Regions from separate parts of the Homo sapiens genome. Here region 1 is linked to region 2. A link is a contact called in ENCODE Hi-C or POLR2A ChIA-PET data. All regions are on one chromosome and are shown on one strand. Each heading gives the region's core, a stretch centred on a gene start or an enhancer-like site at or near the end of the contact. The rest is flanking DNA. Distances are from core to core; before and after follow the strand shown.

Region 1 (2,904 bases), core at 180-2,679, 310 kb before region 2:
GTCAATGTGTGTGTGAATGTGTGTATATGAGTCTTTGAGTGTGTATCTGTGAGCATGCGCCTGTGTGTGAATCTGGGAGTGTGTGTGTGAGCTGTGTGTGAACGTGTGTGTGTGAGTCTTTGTGTGTGCGCATGTCTGAGAGTGTCAATGTGTGTGTGTGGATGTGCCTGTGAGCTATGTGTGAATGTGTATATAGGAGTCTTTGAGTGTGTGTGTATCGATCTGTGAGCATGCGCCTGTGTGTGAATCTGGGAGTGTGAGTGTGCATGTGAACTGTGTGTGAATGTGTGTATATGAGTCTTTGAGTGTGTGTCAGCCTGTGAGCATGTGCCTGTGTGTGAATTTGAGAGTGTAAATGTTCGTATGAGCTGTGTGTGAATGTACGTGTATCAGTCTGTGTGTGTCTGAGAGTCTCAATGTGTGTGTGTATGTGCATGTGAGCTATGTGTGAACGTGTGTGTATGAGTCTTTGAGCATGTGTGTGTCAACCTGTGAGCATGCACCTGTGTATGAATCTGGAAGTGTGTGTGTGTGTGTGTGAGCTGCGTGTCGATGTGTGGCTTATCCTGCAGGAGTGCTGACCCGGGACTCCGGGCGGTAAAGAAGCCTGGGTCCAGGCTCTCCCCTTCCCCAAAGCCACAGGCAACCCCAGAGACACTCAGAGCCCTCTGCATTCTGGGGGTTCTGGGGGCGATCTGGGGAGCTTGTAGGCTCACTTTGCTCCACTGAGCGATGAGTGGTCTTTCCACATTCTAGAGAGGGCTCGGAGGCCTTTATTTTGAAAAGAGTAATACTGAATAGATTCAAAATAATATTTACAAAATATGTGTAGGATTTAAGAATGAAGGCACTGCCGGGCGCTGTGGCTCACGCCAGTAATCCCAGCACTTTGGGAGGCCGAGGTGGGCGGATCACCTGAGGTCAGGAGTTCGAGACCAGCCTGGCCAACATGGTGAAACCCTGTCTCTACTAAAAATACAAAAATTAGCCGGGCGTGGTGGCAGGCGCCTGTAATCCCAGCTACTTGGGAGGCTGAGGCAGGAGAATCGCTTGAACCCAGGAGGTGGAGGTTGCAGTGAGCCGAGATCACCCCATTTCACTCCAGCCTGGGCGACAAGAGTGAAACTCGACCTCAAAAAAAAAAAAAAAAAAAAAAAAGAAAAAAACAAAAAAAGAATAAAAGCACAACAAACATCCGTGAATCCACTGCCCAATTTTGGACATTTTAGCTTCGATGTGCGCCTCGCGCTCTGCCCGCAGTGTAACCGCTAGCCTGGATTTGGGATTTGATTCCTTGCTTTCCTTTACAGATTTGAAGTCCTTCCCCCAGGCCCTGGACGGGGAAACTCAGGACTCCTCTCCGGGTAGAGTCTGGCAGCAGTCGGGCCAGAACAGCTCAGTGCTGCCCTCTGGGGGCGAGGCCGCGGCTTCCTCCTGCTCAGCCCCAGCCTGGGTTGGAAGGAGCCCACCCAGCTAAGCGTGGCGAGACCCGACAGAGGGGTGGGCGCAGTCACTGCCCACACACCTGCAAGGCACGCCTGGACGCACATCCGCATGTGGCCATGCACAGGTGTGCACACGGACTTTACCCTCGTTCGTTTGTATTATGTCCCCCGTTGGTGTCACACCCCGCGTGGGAAGCCCAGAAGCCGCTGCCGCTCCTCAGGAGTTGACAGGAGGGAGAGGTCCCCGCGGGTGGAGCGTGTCTGCTCCAGGGACCCTCAGACTCGGGGCCGGGCAAGCTGGAGGGAAGGCTGGTTTTGGGGTTAGCAGTTTATTAACAGAGGGACTTGAGCGGGTGGGCGTGGGGGAGGGACACGTGCCAAAGGCAGGGAAGGGCTTTTTTGAGATGGAGGGATGGGGGATAGGGGGTGATACACAGCGCAGGCCAGCTTCAGAAGGGAATGTTGTGTCCATGCGCCTGGAGGCAGAGGCATGGACACACGGCCCAGCCGGGGCCTGGTGCTCTGGCTGTTAAGGGACTAGAGACGGTGAAGCTGAAGATGGCGAGGAGGAGCCAGGACCCTGGGGGAGAAGGAGTAGTTTGCAGAGCGCAGGTGGAGGATGGGTCTCCAGGGTCCCTGCATTCCTCCCGCGGCCTCGCGGGCTCCTCTCGGGACTGCAGCGCAGAGGCGCCACCCAAGATGGCCAGCAGAGGGCGCTCCTGCTACAGATTTGGGGATCCCGGGCGGCCGGAGCGTGTCCCCGTTTAACAGGGCATGAGCCTTGGAAGGCGGCTGGGCCTGGGGTCTCCATGGGGAGCACTAGAGCCTGCCCCTTGGGAGCCACCGAGCACAAGAATGAGGAGAGACGACCTCATGAGGTGGGAACCCCACAGGGTTCCATGCATCCTTTTCTGCTGCTGCCGGGTCAGGCATTTGTCTGGTCAATGCTTCCATCCTTTTGTCCCAAGGTGGTGCCTTTTAAATCACCCCCGGAGATGTGACTGGCCCGCCTAACCTGCCCTGGAGGTCTTCCTCCAGGCCAGGGGTCTGTTAGGGCCAGCTAGCCTTTCTAGAAAGTTCCCTGGGTTCTAGCCCCTGCAGCTTCCCTGGTGGCCCCTTGCTCCTGCTTCCTGTCCCTGCCTCTGGGAGGAGGACTTGCTTGTCTGGTCTCCTTCCTCACCCTGCCTCATCCAAGGAGGCTTCTCCATCGCTGCCGGTGCATCCTGCAGTTCTGAGGACCAGACGCACCCTTGGTCTTCTGCCGTAAAGAGTTACGGGCGTTCACGCAGCTGGCGGGTGAACACTGCCAGGTCCCCTGCTTGGCTTGAGGTGTGGCAGCCGCCATCAACTACTGGGGGAGGCGACTAGGGAGGAGAAAATCCCTTCGGTTGTGAATTCTGCCTTCCACCTCCCAGCATCTCCACCTGGACAGAGGGACCACACACTCAAGCCATTTACT
Region 2 (3,339 bases), core at 532-3,031:
CGAGCTCCTATTGTCTCAGTTTGGAGAGCTTGCCTGAGAGGTGACATTTGCATTGAGACCTGAAAACAGAGAAGAAACAGAGCAGAGGGAAAGAGCTTTCCAGAGAGAGGGACAGAAAGTCAAGGAAGGGAGGGAGTAAGGCAGTTGCCTTTGAAGAAGGGAGCAAGGCCAGGGCATCGGGAGTGATGAGTAGGGGAGGAACAATCAGCCTGTATGTGTGGGCAGTGGCCAGGGTACATGGGGGCTCGCCAGTTCTGTGGAGGATCCGATTTCATTTCAAGGGAAGAGGAAAGCCTTGGGAGAGTTAAAAGGATGAATTTGATTGACACTTTTATTAAAAGGAGTGCATTGGCAGCTGAATGGAAAATAGGTTTACTGAACACTAACATTTAAAGTTTCAGGGTAGTGGATGACAATTACAAGTCAGGTATGTCTTCTTTTATGTTTCAAAGAAGAATCACTGACATCTAACAACAACTGCTCACATTTCTCATCAAAAACAGGAGAGTCTGGCAGCAGGCACCAAAAGTCCCAAGAATGGCTCCAACTATAAAAGGATATGAGGATGACATGATCTGTCCCTTGTTATTGCAAAATGCACACTGACAACTTGATGAAGTTATGTGCCAGGCAGGTGGGCCCCGGCCCCACCAGGCTCCTCGCTGAGCCTGCTGCAGGTGTGCAGAGGTAGCTTTCCCTCACTCTCACTTTTTTTTTTTAAACTTGTAGGGACAAGCACAGGACTGAAATGTAAAGTGTAGGGGGAGCCCTTGAAACTATTGCTATGGAATAAAAGATGAAATGCTCCTGATTATTGTAAATACAAAGTTGCATGCAGGATTGTGTAAAGACAATGCCAGGCTGGACTACCAGAATAAGCCAACAGCGTGTGATGTGCTTCCCCCTGCAGAGTCTATGAACGGAAGGGCAGGCAGGGATGTTTCACATCACCAAGATTCCTATCCCAGAAAAGCAGATGTTCATAGCTCTGAGAACGGAATGCGACCCTTGAGGAGAGCCTATAAACGGACGCATGAGGGGTGCATGTTCATATGGATAAGATAGGGCTATAAATGCCCTCATCTTGCCACAGCTCTTCTAGGCCTCTTTAGGGTTAAGGCATTCTCCCTTCTGAGAATTTCTGGTCTAACCTGTTGTCTAGCTTCACGTCCTGTTTCTATGGATTGTTTGTAACCAGCTTTTGCTGCAACTGTTACTGCTGATTAATATCTTGCTAATCACAGGTTATGGAAACACTGTGTTTCTGTTTTAAGGCTCTGTTAGAAATTACTGATGCACATACTATATTGTAAATTCTTATCTCTGTATATTGTACTTCTGCATACAGATGTTATGTTAAAGAATTGCTTCATCCCCATGTGACCATCTCACCTCATAATCAAATGACCCGAAATCCCTCACTAACCTACCCCCACCCTCACTAAACTTAATAACAAATGCTATATTTATATCCAGTGCATTGGTGGCATCGCAGGACCAGAAGGCGGTGACCCCCCGGACCCAGCTTTCACTATCTTGTGTGTGTCTATTCTTTCTCAACCTGCCAATCCTCCTGGGAACAAAGAGCCCCATTGCATTGCAGATTGCTGGCCAGATCCTGCAATAGTAAAGCCTAGGGAGGATTTACAGCCTCCCCAGTCAAAGATGTATTTACAAAAAATTCAAACACTTGCTCAGCTGCGGCCTGGATGTGATGGCATCTACACAAGATGACTTCCTGCAGCGGCACAAATGAAGCTGTGGGGGATCCCGACGAGCTAAAGCTTGGGTGTGGCACATGGGAGTGAATGTGTTTAAAGTTTTAAAAGTGGTTAAAAGGTGAAAAAAGAAAGGCTAGAAACCAAACCTCAGAAAAATCATGCATTTGAAAGTGACTGCTTTAGTTTTCAATCTGGTTTCAGTCTTGTAACCTCTATCTGTATCTCAGCCTGCATTGTGTTACTATGCTTTTTAAGCCACGGTTTCTTAAACTGAAAATGGGAGACTAATAACCACCTCACTTTTTTTTAAATAAAGGTAGAATCAGATTATGTTGCAAAGATGCTCAACCCAACCAGATACATCATAAGTGTCCAGTAAATGGAGTTCCTATTCACTTCCTTAGCAGCCCTGCATTCTGACCCCTTTCCTATTGCTCATCACAGGGTCTCCACAGCCTTGAGAATAAAAGGTTTTGCTCATTTGAGTCCTTCAGTAACCAGGTGAGAATCTAGTTTCAGGTTCTCTCAAATTGAGGGTTGTAGAAGACAGGCCAGATGGGACAAGAAACTGAAGAATCTGAGCTCGAGGGCTGAGAATCAGAGAGAAATGAATTCAGATGTGCCTGCATGCATCTGTGTGGGTCTGTGCACCTATGCTTGTGTGTGTGAGTGCAGGTGTGTGTGCGTGCTGTGTTAGGAGGAAGATGGCTAATTATGATTATGAAACTGGTGGTATTTTTGCTGATTATAACAATCAGAATTTTCAAATGGAAAGATAAAAGTAAAGCACAGAGCTGGTGGTGTCAAAGTCATAGGAATTTTAGTCACTTTATGGGAACTGGTTTCCACTTATGCCTATTTTCTACACAGGAAACCAACAATTAAGTGTATCATTAAAGGCCTGGGTAAAATTTAACGTGTTTGTATTTCCTGTTAATAATTATTTCAGACCTGCACATGCTGACTTCATCTTGGTTGGTTGTGGAGGCTGACTGACTGCTGGCTGCTGTGAAACATGAGGGTTACCAAGACCCTGAGAGCAGAGGGTGTGTGGTCCATTGTCAAAGAGCCAGGGGGACACGTGGGAGGGTCACTGCGGGAAGTGACTGCAGGCCATGCATGGTAATGCACAGGTATGACCAGCACAGAGGGACATGCCTCTAAGAAGGGTGCACTCTGGGGGCAGGGAAAGGACATAGATGAGAGAGTTTGAATGCTTTCTTGGTAAGTGCTTAATTAGATTGGTTCCCCACGGCAGCATTTTATGAACTGAAGTGCATAGACACTTCAAGGGGCTATAAGAGGGAAAATATTCCATGGGTTAGAGATGGAGAGAGGAGCATCTAGAATTTTGCAACTGAGCTTTAGTGAGCTCTGTTTCACATTTGGATGTCAAGGATTTTAGAAAAGCAGATGTCTGCCTCACTGCTGTCTGTTTAACTGAAGGTTTACACTTGTGCTCTGAGATTGTTACTAAAACAGAAAGAGGAAGGAGAAGAAGAGGAGGACGAGGGGGAAGGAGAGAGAATGAGTGAGGAAGGAAGGAAGAAAGGCAGGGAGGAAGAAAGGAGGAGAAGAAGAAAAAAACAAAATGTCTATTGCAGTTGTCTTAGGCATT

What was found. Hi-C counts contacts between places; a loop is a spot of excess contacts on that map. ChIA-PET counts read pairs that join two places held with the same protein, here RNA polymerase II (POLR2A). Pooled maps may share reads with other maps.
Region 1: a map of CD8-positive, alpha-beta T cell shows a loop between it and region 2 (6-fold over the local background). The contact joins two enhancer-like sites. A Hi-C loop is called at or near these places in 1 of 168 maps with a recorded cell type or tissue (CD8-positive, alpha-beta T cell) and 7 of 50 pooled maps. POLR2A ChIA-PET finds 5 or more read pairs at or near these places in 2 of 52 experiments (B cell and OCI-LY7).

Annotation. Positions count from the first base shown.
Region 1 is chr17:41,647,321-41,650,224 of GRCh38, reverse strand. LOC124904004 (a long non-coding RNA gene) reads left to right here. Exons shown (of 2, transcript XR_007065756.1): 2 at 1,311-2,904. Among named protein-coding and RNA genes, the nearest start is that of KRT17, 24 kb to the right of the region's middle. RefSeq lists enhancers at 1,575-1,684, 2,083-2,242, 2,273-2,422, 1,975-2,850. Within about 2 kb of position 1,429, at least 22 of the 41 ENCODE cell types and tissues checked have a DNase peak (open chromatin) inside an H3K27ac peak, as active enhancers do.
Region 2 is chr17:41,340,118-41,343,456 of GRCh38, reverse strand. No RefSeq gene overlaps it. Among named protein-coding and RNA genes, the nearest start is that of KRT33A, 9.0 kb to the left of the region's middle. Within about 2 kb of position 1,781, at least 4 of the 41 ENCODE cell types and tissues checked have a DNase peak (open chromatin) inside an H3K27ac peak, as active enhancers do.